Linked DNA regions of Homo sapiens: region 1 is linked to region 2. Evidence: chromatin contacts called from ENCODE Hi-C or POLR2A ChIA-PET data. All regions are on one chromosome and are shown on one strand. Each heading gives the region's core, a stretch centred on a gene start or an enhancer-like site at or near the end of the contact. The rest is flanking DNA. Distances are from core to core; before and after follow the strand shown. Region 1 overlaps LINC02104 (long intergenic non-protein coding RNA 2104). Region 2 holds the start of C9 (complement C9).

The links. Hi-C counts contacts between places; a loop is a spot of excess contacts on that map. ChIA-PET counts read pairs that join two places held with the same protein, here RNA polymerase II (POLR2A). Pooled maps may share reads with other maps.
Region 1: a loop to region 2 is called in a map of endothelial cell of umbilical vein, with 9 times the contacts of the local background. The contact joins two enhancer-like sites. A Hi-C loop is called at or near these places in 2 of 168 maps with a recorded cell type or tissue (K562 and endothelial cell of umbilical vein) and 3 of 50 pooled maps. POLR2A ChIA-PET finds 5 or more read pairs at or near these places in 4 of 52 experiments (A673, BJ, H1 and 1 more).

Annotation. Positions count from the first base shown.
Region 1 is chr5:39,524,051-39,529,606 of GRCh38, reverse strand. It overlaps LINC02104 (long intergenic non-protein coding RNA 2104), which reads right to left. Exons shown (of 3, transcript NR_104632.1): 3 at 4,899-5,356. Among named protein-coding and RNA genes, the nearest start is that of LINC02104, 6.4 kb to the right of the region's middle. Within about 2 kb of position 3,631, at least 8 of the 41 ENCODE cell types and tissues checked have a DNase peak (open chromatin) inside an H3K27ac peak, as active enhancers do; they include endothelial cell of umbilical vein, where a contact is called at or near this core.
Region 2 is chr5:39,359,373-39,364,930 of GRCh38, reverse strand. C9 (complement C9) reads left to right here and starts at 436. Exons shown (of 11, transcript NM_001737.5): 1 at 436-543. The coding sequence starts at 467. Within about 2 kb of position 4,015, at least 3 of the 41 ENCODE cell types and tissues checked have a DNase peak (open chromatin) inside an H3K27ac peak, as active enhancers do; they include endothelial cell of umbilical vein, where a contact is called at or near this core.

The DNA of each region.
Region 1 (5,556 bases), core at 2,382-4,881, 170 kb before region 2:
ACAACATTTAGTTGCTACCAGCCAGTTTTGTACAAAATAAAACAAAAACACAACCTCATGAATTTGGTGAAATTTCAGTGTTTGCTTTATGTACTGAGAAGTGCCTGGTAAGAATGATTTAATCTTAGAAAGGCAGCCCAATCAGTTGGCCTTCCAGTGTGACTTGTTTATAGAATCCTCTGTTGAATGTTGTTAGACTGCTTCCCATTCATGCAAGGCCAGTGGTACCTTTATGGCATTTCCAGCAAATTCACCAACTTTGAACGCCATTCAGTGTACCAGTGCACCAATTATTTCCATTATCTCTTTGCTAGGAGTTCTTAAACTTCTTGTACATGGACCCTTTTCACTGTCTGAAGAATAGTTCTGTCTGTAGAATACTTCTCAGAATAATGCTTTTAAATAAATATTTTTTTAGAAAATGATGTTTCAAAGGAAGAAAATGATATTGGAAGGCATTTTCAAATACAGTTTAATAAAAATGTGTGCTTCTCTTTAAAAACATTGAACAACAAGACCTAAAAGCTGTGGGTTTTGGGGCATTTTTGAGTCAATATTTTATTTTGAGATATCATGCCTTAACTATAAAGTTGCATGAAAATTGATCAAATTGTTGGTGAGCCCCAAATCAAGAAAAGGAATGCTCTCTCTTTAAATGATGCAAATATTTCACAGCATCAGATGATGATACCTTAATATATTCATTTTCAAATTAAACATATTCCTAATAGAGGGACCAGAAAGTAGACAAGTCCATAGAACTGGGCAAATGTTTTCTAGGCCAGGAATAAGAACAGTAAACAAACTGTGTTGTGGTTCGTATGATAGGATTAACATATGAAGAGTCTACCAGCAGGTGAATATTTTTTAAAATTACAGAAAACACAAAAAATGTGAAGGTGGGAAGAGCTGGTCTTGATCATTTAGCATTATCGAGGGAAGAGGGTCCTGAATCTTGTGTGTAGAAACCATTTAGTTGTAAAGGGCTTTGGCTATACCTATTCTTATCTATTGCATATAGATCTAGTTTAACTCTCAAAATACTGTGGGGAGGCATGGGCAGCTTGCTGTACCCCTATACCACAGGGACCTTCTACATTAGGGGCACTTCAAAGGGCTCCATGAACCTCTAGGAATTATATATATATATATATATATATATACACACACACACATATATATACACACACATATATATATATACACACATACATATATATGTATATATATATATTTTTTTTTTGAGACGGAGTTTCACTGTTGTTGCCCAGGCTGGAGTGCAGTGGCACAATCTTGGCTCACTGCAACCTCTGCCTCCCAGGTTCAAGCAATTCTCCTGCCTCAGCCTCCTGAGTAGCTAGGATTACAGGCACCCACAACCACGCCGGCTAATTTTTTGTATTTTTAGTAAAGACGGGGTTTTACCATGTTGGCCACGCTGGTCTCAGACTCCTGACCTCAGGTGATCCACCCTCCTCGGCCTTCCAAAAGTGCTGGGATTACAGGCGTGAAACACTGAGCCCAGCTGAACTTCTAGGAATTCTTAAAAAAAAAAAAAAATCATCAAAATTTCTGATCCTCCTAAGCATGGATACAAACTTTGGTGTAGGCAGATAATCATGGCTCTCACCAGATTCTCAAAATGGACCTTGGCCCACCAAATGATAAAATGTACTTTTCTATGCTGTTTCTTTTTCATTCTATAACACACCTGTTGGCATCCACCACAACAGTGTTGCATTGCTCCCCTGGGCATATTTTCCTTTCTTCCCAAATTTCAATTCAAATCTTCCTTGAACCAGTGAAGAAATCTGCCCCACCTTTTGTTATAGTCCTTGTGAAAAGCACTAAATGCCTCTCCAGAAAGGTCCTTCTATCATTAAACCTAGAGTGTGTGAGAACCAGCAATGTAAAGCACCTTTCCCTGGCCCTACCACCATCCAAAGGATTTAGGTTGGATGCTCACTGAATTTGGAACCAACACAGGAAATGGATGCAAACACTTTTCACTTCCTAGTTCTCCTCCTACACTAAGCTTCATGCTTGGGATCTCAAGAAACTGGTTGAAGAAAGAAGAAAGGCCACCAACCACATTGCCCTAAATACATAGGTATTTGGAAGCAGGTAAAAAACGATGAAGAAGGCTAGACTAGAGGCAAGCTACAAATGCTTAAAAGGGGATTTACCACCCAGAGCAAATGTGGATCAGTCTCTATTGTCCTGGTGTCTCCAACCAGGGAGTGGGAATATGTCTCCTTGTTGACATAGGGCGGTCCTAGAACAAAGAAAGTTGATGACCTAAACCTATCCTTTTTTCCCAGCACTTGAGTTGTGTGTGATTTAACCTTTAACTCTTGCTTGTTGATGTAGGTGAGATGTCAAATATTTTCTACCGGCCTGTCGGCAACTGTTTAAAGTGTTTTCATCACTCTTTCACTAAGGCAAAGCCAGGCTCAGGCTAACCCGTCCTTCTAACAGTTTCTTCCCCCACCCTCTCTCTCCTTTCTCCGCCACTTCCTTCAGACCCAAACAGGAAAGCCATGACAAAGAGCTGGGATCAGCCTGGTAGTCACTGTAAATCTGCAATTACTTAAGTGTTGCTTCCTGTTTTTTGAAAGAATACACTTGCAGCACGGAATAGACTGAGGTCTTGTGACCAACTGTGAACAAATGATTTAAATTGTGACAGGAACAATAAGAAGCCCAGTGTCAGGTCCTGCTGTCCTTCTTTTACCCTCCTTTAATTCTGTAGACCCGGAGTTTAAAGCCTCGTACTTCCTCTAGATCAAATTGCTCTCATGAAAGGACAAAACAGGCACATTCTGCCTACTTCATGCTTAGAGGAAAACCATCCTACCTTTTCCCAAAGCTGAACTCAAACCCACCGGTCTACCCATTCAGGGCAAAACAATTTTTTTTTTTTTTGAGATGGAGCCTCACTCTGTCACTCAGGTTGGAGTGCAGTGGCATGATCTCGGCTCAATTTTCCTGCCTCAGCCTCCTGAGTAGCTAGGATTACAGGCGCCGACTACTATGCTCAGCTAATTTTTGTATTTTTAGGAGATGCGGGGTTTCACCATATAAGCCAGGCTGGTCTTGAACTCCTCACTTTGTGATCCGCCTGCCTTGGCCTCCCAAAGTGTTGGGATTACAGGCGTGAGCCACCGCACCCAGCCTAAAACATTGTTTAAATAGATATATTTTCATTTAATGTTTAAGCCGAAGGCAGAAAGTTTTTACTAGTTTTGCCTTTGCAAGACAAAGGTTTTTCTACCATCAAAAAGAACAAAAAGTGGGGTAAAGATTCTCACCCGCATAATTTCATACATGTTTTTTACTTAATGGTCATTCTTGTTCCCTTAGAGACAGAAGACAATCCTGCTGAAAGAATGGACTTTTAGCTACCAGCAAACAACAGCACACATACAACATATACCTGAAGAAAGCAACTTGGATAAAGGAAGCACTACTCATTTGCATTTTCATAATTTTAGTCTGGAGCTTGCACTCCTATCTTGGAAAGGAAATCTCTTTCATTAAAGAAAACTGGTTATGCCAAATGCACAAAAATAACAGTGGGAGGCACTGGCGTGGGGATGGGTGGAGGAAGGTCACTGCATGACTCAGAAGCATGGCTTCCGTAATTCATATTTTAAGTCGTATTACTTCATAGTCAAAACAGAATTGGCTGGGCGCAGTGGCTCACGCCTGTAATCCTAGCAATTTGGGAGGCCGAGGCAGGTGGATCACTTGAGGTCAGGAGTACGAGACCAACCTGGCCAACATGGTGAAACCCCATCTCTACTAAAAATACTAAAATTAGCCAGACATTGTGGTACACCCCTATAATCCCAGCTACTCAGAAGTCGGAGGCAGAAGAATTGCTTGAACCCCGGGAGCAGAGGTTGCAGTGAGCTGAGATCACACCACTTCACTCCAGCCTGGGCGACAGAGGTCAGAGTGAGACTCTGTCTCCAAAAACAAACAAACAAACAAAACACATAATTTTAGAGTCAGAGAAAAAAACTAACACCTAGCTAAAGTAGGGTTTCTAAGTCATAAACATATATACTATCACATAACTAAAGTAGGGTGTGTCTAAACTACATGTGTGTATGTATATATGTATATTATATTATGCATACATAGCTGAGTATAGTGACACATAGCTAAAGTAGGGTATGTCTTTTATGTGTTTTTTGGATGTAGATTTTTAAATCATATATACCACATTATATAAAATTGTCTCAGCTGAACAGTCTACTTGGAAACTCATTAAAATCTTTCCATAGGAAAGTTTAAAGTAGCCGTAGGCTTAATTCTTATTTCCCCAGTCATTTAGCATATCTATTACTACTTCTTACAGGAAGACGTGGAAAATCAGGCACTTTGGGAATCATGGAACCTTTCTCAGACATGATTTGGTATTACTCTGTGCACCAGATAACTCAGTGGCCTGAAGACTTGAAAAAGTTAATGAACAAGTCAGAAAGGGCCTTTAGGATTACCACTTAAAGGTAGCCCGTTACATAAAAAATTTTGTTTGTAGAAAATAAATCTTAGAGAACTGATAAAGTATGGTGCACACTTGTTAAACATTAGCCCCAAGTTCCCATTTAAGCCACATTATATTTCTGAATTATAGTTTAGACAATATGAAAGTTTGCATGATTCACCCTGATACAGGAATCACTATCCAGGGAGCTAAATGCTTCATGAGTTTCATATTTTAACTGGTAGGTAGACAAGAAAGAGCAAGAACAAAGGACATGACAAAGTAAAGCTGTACCAGAGCAATCCATTGAAAATGACCCAATGTAGTCCAAAGTCAATATTCATTGACTGAATTAATAGTTTTTGAAAAATAAAATGTAGTAAAATTAGTTCCGATGTGGAGATAGGGTGGAAGAAGGTCAAGTTTTATTTTGTTTGTAAAAAGTATTCCATTAAAGCTATGTGGTAAAATTATGCTTTATACCATTTATGAATATCAAAGTACTAAGATAAAACACAACTTTCTTAAAAGTACAGCAGCAACATACTTTAAAAAAAAAAGAAACCAACAAGCAAGAATATGGTCACTGGTAAAAGTGTCTCATTGAAGAATACCCCCATTGAGGAGCTTGGGTATCAAAGGAGCAATAAATGGAAAATGTCCTGTTCAGTCATAGAAAGTTTGAATCTGCTTCATGTCAAAGTGTCACTGCAGCAGAGTTTTTTGTCAGGCATTCATCCTGACTGCTTTTTCTGGTTTTCCTTTCCTTCCCAGTCATCCGAGGGATCCCCTTCCCTATTTGTTTCTCTTTCACTTCTTTCTTCCATTCTTTTTCTTCTAGTCTTCACGCTGTTAACAAAGCTATAATTCATTAAAAATTGAAAATTTTTTTATTGAAATCACATGCACACAGATTCATATTATATATTAGCAAAAATACATGTATACTTTAGTCACCATTGTAACTCAAACAAAGAATTTGGGAGTTATTTATAGTATCATACATATTAGATGAGTGAATTAACCATTACAGCATCACATTCTTACTTAGCACATCACTT
Region 2 (5,558 bases), core at 2,766-5,265:
CCTCAGCCTCCAAAGTAGCTGGGATTACAGGCACCCACCACCATGCCTGGCTAATTTTTTGTATTTTTAGTAGAGATGGGGTTTCACCATGTTGGCCAGGCTGGTCTCGAACTCCTGACGTCAGGTAATCCACCCACCTCAGCCTCCCAACATGCTGTGATTACAGGCGTGAGCCACTGCGCCCGGCCTTTGTTTCCATTTTCACACAGCACTGCTGCCCATCTTAGGGACTTTAGCATTCACAGGCCCATTGCCCCATATCTACTTGTCAATATGAGAAAGCAGGAGGCCAAGAATTACAAAATGATTCTCCTTTGGTTGGACTTCAGTACCCAGGCCACCCAAATTGACAAAAACTCTGAATGCAGACAAACAATGCTTGTTCCCTGTCCTCTGGCCCTTTGCAAATAAATGCCTTACCAGACCTGCCCTGCCACCCCACTCGCAGCCACCCAGCAAGAGCAGCATGTCAGCCTGCCGGAGCTTTGCAGTTGCAATCTGCATTTTAGAAATAAGCATCCTCACAGCACAGTACACGACCAGGTGAGTCAGTTACTTTTCTGCTTGTCTCTGGAAGTTTCCTGTAGGATTAGCATCTCAAGGTCTTCTTAGCAGCAAAGTACATGACAATGTTAATCCACATGGCAATATACAGAGCCCTAGAATCTAAACTTCGAAAAGAGATAAGAAAATACATAGGGTGCATCTTTATGAGTTTTCTGTGGAAATGTGCTGCTGTTTCTGGGGATTTATTTTCAACAAGGCACTCAAATGTTAAGATTGAGGTATTCTTTAAATATCTGGAATTATAAAATAAAGCTTGTTTTCACCAGTGTATGATGAACCTGGGTTTATTAGTGCCTGATGTCTGAGAAGTTTAAAATTAAGGAAATTAATCTTTCCCTCACTCTGCTTCAATGCCTGACACCTTTAACATTTGGATACATCACCCTTTTGCCTCCACATTAGGCAAAGGTTAACTATTTTGTTTCTTTCCCTTGACATCCTGAGTTGTGTTCAGAGGCATGCATTTTGTTTAGGGCCATTTGGGATTTAGGTCATATTTCTTCCATTCCAGAATTGCAGTGATGCAGACCTGTCACTCATGCTTCTACCAAAGATACTTTTTCTCCTTTTTCTCTGATCCTAATCGGAATTGCAAAGCCCATGGCAAGTCATCCAGGAAACAAATCACCCATATAATAAGTTTTTATTGAACAGCTACACTGTACCTAGAAATGGTGGAGGTTAGGGTCACATGAGGCATCCTTCCTTCCATCCTGGAGTCATCAGAGTAGACATCGACCTGTATAATTCAATACAGGATGATCCGTTCTGGGGAGAGTACTGAAATATTCCTCACTTCAACAGTGTGGCTGGGGGGAAATGTCTGCCCAAGCCCTGTTCCTCTGCTCAGACATAACCATAACCTGCTTCCAATTCCTCATTAGTCATTTGACTCTTGGTTTACCCAAATGCTGTTTTGAACTTTGATGCCCGTCTCCAGTACATATTTGCCTGCCTCTTGGCTGCAGTTGGAGGCCGCCATTCAGCCTGGGCTCCACTCAACAAGTGGGTTATTCACAGGGCTGTATCTTTCAGGAGGGGGCACCCAGAGGTGCTACACAGATGAACATGGGCCCTGGATCCAGTGCTCGACCAGACCTTTCCTTCATCCCTCCTCTTTCCATATTATCTGTAAAGCATTGTACCATTCAGGAAATATTTTTGTTTAGTGGGCATCTGGGCACAAAAGGGATTTGGAAAGGCAGTTCCTCCAAGTTGCTTTAGCTCCCTTGAACTTCACCTGACCCTTTCTTAAGCTAAAAAATAATAATAATAATTCAAACAACCCACATTCCTAGATTGCAGCTCCTGCTGATCAAAAATGAGAGGCTGTGGGGAAGCTTTGATTGCTTTGAAGTGCGTACCCCCTGGGTCCTGGCCACACTCAGCTGTTTCAGGGAGGACCGGAAAGCCCCATTAGCTGGACCCCAGCTCCAGCAGCTGCACGGCTGAGTTTGGTTTGGTTTCGTGGGCTCCCATTGCTATGCCCTCTTGAGTTTGCCCCGGTTGCCCTGCTCTGAATGCTCTGTGCTTTGCCCTTTGACGGGGGTTGAGGTCAAAACAGAGTGTTCAGAGCCCTCAGTCATGAAGTGAGACGATTTGTTTGAATAATAGCTAACTGAAATTTGCAAAATAACTTTTAAAATCCTCTGAAGCTAGACTTCCCAGGCTCAGGTCAAGGTGCCTTTACTTACCAACAGTGTCATTTTGGGCGGGTTGCTTGGCCTCTCTGTACCTCGCTTCCCTCGTCTGTAAGATGTGGTTTTATTTATGTCCTGGGACTACCATAACAAAGCACCACAAGCTGGATGGCTTCAAACAAAAGAAATGTATTGTCTCACAGTTCTGGAGGTTAGAAGTCTGAAATCAAGGTGTTGGCAGGGCCGTGCTCCCTCCGATACTCTGGGAAGGGTCCCTCCTAGTTTCTGGTGGTGGCCAGCACTCCCTTGTATTTTATTTTTTGGTTTCAGATCATTTCAGTCTATGTGTCTATCATCACATGGCCATCTTCACATCATCTTCCCATTGTGTATGTCTTTATAAAAATGTCCCCTTTTTAAAAGGACACCAGTCATATTGGATTAGGGCCCACCCTAACGATGTCATTTTAACTTGATTACCTCTGTAAAGACCCTATTTCCAAATAAGGTCCCAGTCTTATTTGACACTTAGGACCAAATAATTATCTGGGGTTAGGACTTCAACATACCTTTCAGGGTTGGCGGGCAGGCACAATTCAACTCATCACAATGGTAATGATAGCATCTGTCTAATAAGGTTTTCGTTGTGAACATTAAACAGGTATACATGTAATGTCCTTATGACATCTGTGCCTGGCGCATGGTAAGAACTTAATAAATGCCAGGTATTTAAAAAAAATAATAACCTTCCTGTGCTTTCACTTTGCTATCTTTCTTGTTTAGGACGGAAGGGTTGGAATTACAGCTAGCCTTCAGGGCTCTCCCATGGCTTGAAGACATCTCATGCCACAGCTACAGTGACCTATTATTACTGGAGAACTGTCAGGGATTTCTAACTATTGTTTTTTTCTTTTTTCTTTTATTTTTTTACAAAGATTAATGTGCCCATGAGAACTGGCCATGAGGGGGACATCATCTCTTATGTTTCTCAAGGTAGAGCATCAATGTTTAAAACCACCATGAGAGTAGAATAGTAGCTCAGAGCGTTGCTTCTGGAGCCAGGTGGCCTGGGTTCGATCCCAGCTCCACAATTTACTGGCTCTGCGCCTTAAGTAAATTCCTTAACTTCTCTAAACCTGTACCTCACCTGCTAAATGGGAATAATAATGTGTCCTGCTGTGAGGAATACCTGAGATAACAAAGACAACATGCTTAGCACAGTGCCAGGCAAACAGGAAGTGCTCTGTGAGTGTAGCTATCATTACCTTTTCTCTCTAACTTGTAAATAACAAAATATGCACATGGTTCAAAGATCAAAAATAAAACAAGGTATACATTGAGTATCTTACTTTCCCTACTCATAACTTTCCGTGAGATTTGTGTTATTATATGTAAAGTATATATAAAGAGTTTAAAAACACTTCTTCGCTCCCACCTCATCCTACCTCTACAGGTTGTCACATATATAAGTTTCTGAGTATTCTTCCAGTACTTATTTTGTAGGTTAAACCATAGACTCATACGTAATCTTATTCTCTCCCAGTCTTTTGCAAATGATATCATATTATATATACTATTTTTTACTTTCTTTTACTTTCCTTTTTTTTTTTATTTACTTCATGGCATGTCCTGGATAACTTTCTGAGTCAATATGTGGGAACTTCCTCATTGTCATAGCTGATTAATTCTTACTGATGAACATTTGGGTGTTTCCAATCTTTCGCACTAGAAATAATGTTGCAATGAATATCCTTGTTTATATATCATTTTGTAAGTGGTTAGGTGTACCTGAGGATTAATTCCCAGAGTGATCTGAGTCAAAAGATAATCACTTTGTGACAGTGCTAAAATTGCCCTATTTGTATTATTTTGCACTTTCACCAGCAGAGTAAGAGTACTTGTTTCTCACAGCCTTGCGACAGGAACCACAGGCCAACCTTTTGATATTTGTCAACTTCATAGGTTAAAAAAAAAATAGGTATTTTGGCACGGTTTTAATTTGCCTTTCTCTTATTGAGTCAGATTGCACATTTTTTTCATACATTGAAAGGCCATATATATGTTTTTCTTCGCGAACTATTCATTTCCTTTGTCCATTGTTCTATTGAGTCTCCTGTCTTTCTCTTACATATTTCTATGATCACTTCATAAATTAGTCTTTGTCTCTGATATGAATTACACATATTTTTCCCAGTTTGTCATTCTTCCTTTGACTTTATGTGGTATGTTTTAGTGGAGTTACTTTCATATTTAATTTATTCTTCACTTTTTAAATAACTAAGGAGTACTAGATTGGGGTTTAGAAGACCTGAAAGTGACTAGTTACCTGGGCTCTGGAGAGAAGTTGTCCGGGTTTCAATTCCAACTCTGCCACCAAGTAGCTGCTGTCTAATCTGAGGGCAATTCCTTACCATCTCTGTGGCTCAGGTCCTCATCTTTAAAGTATAATAATAATAATAATAGTAGTAGATATCTAAGGGATGATATAAGAATTAAGTGAGATGATAAATACAAAGGCTTAAGGGAAGAATTCGTGACACATATAAGCACTCACAAATGTTAGCAACTATTATTTAATTTATTTTAATTCAATTTATCTCAACAATCTGGAAAAATATCCAAACATTCATTAATAGAAAAGTTTTGGATATCTAACAAACCAAAGATATTTAAAATGTCACTTTTTCCTCCTACTTTGGTTATATTTGCCTAAGTTTTTCATTTTTATATTCCATGCAAGTGAACAGATATTTATTTATGAACTACATTTGGCCAAATAGGATAATTTGTGTATTTGTCCATTTAATACAGCAAACAGTTATCAACTTTGTCGAATGAGCCAGACGTTGTGTCAGGAATTGCAGTATAATGTTGAACACATTACGGAGGGTCCCTGCCCTCACTGGGCTTACAATCTAGTGAGGAATGCTAACAAGGAAATGGCAATTACAACTCAGTCAAGTTCCCTTGTTGCACCTCAGCCAAGTGAGGCCTGTGATGCTCCTGTGAAGCTTCACCAGTCCACTTGCATACCAGCTTCCTCTGCTCTAGCCTAATCGAGCACTTTGCTCCAATAATGCTGCCACTTTTCTCCTGCAGCATCAATACCTCCCTTTTACTGAATCAATCTCAATGACATACAAACATATTTTAACTTAAAAAAAAATGGCACATTTCTCCACTTTACTCTAGACCCACTCCCTTGCATCCGGTCTCGTGGTATGAAATACCCTCTTATATTCTGACAACATCACATCTATATCTATGGTGAAACGCCACTTATACGCCGACATCCCCACATCTATACCTATGATGAAATACCACTTAGACTCTGACAACTCTCACATCTGT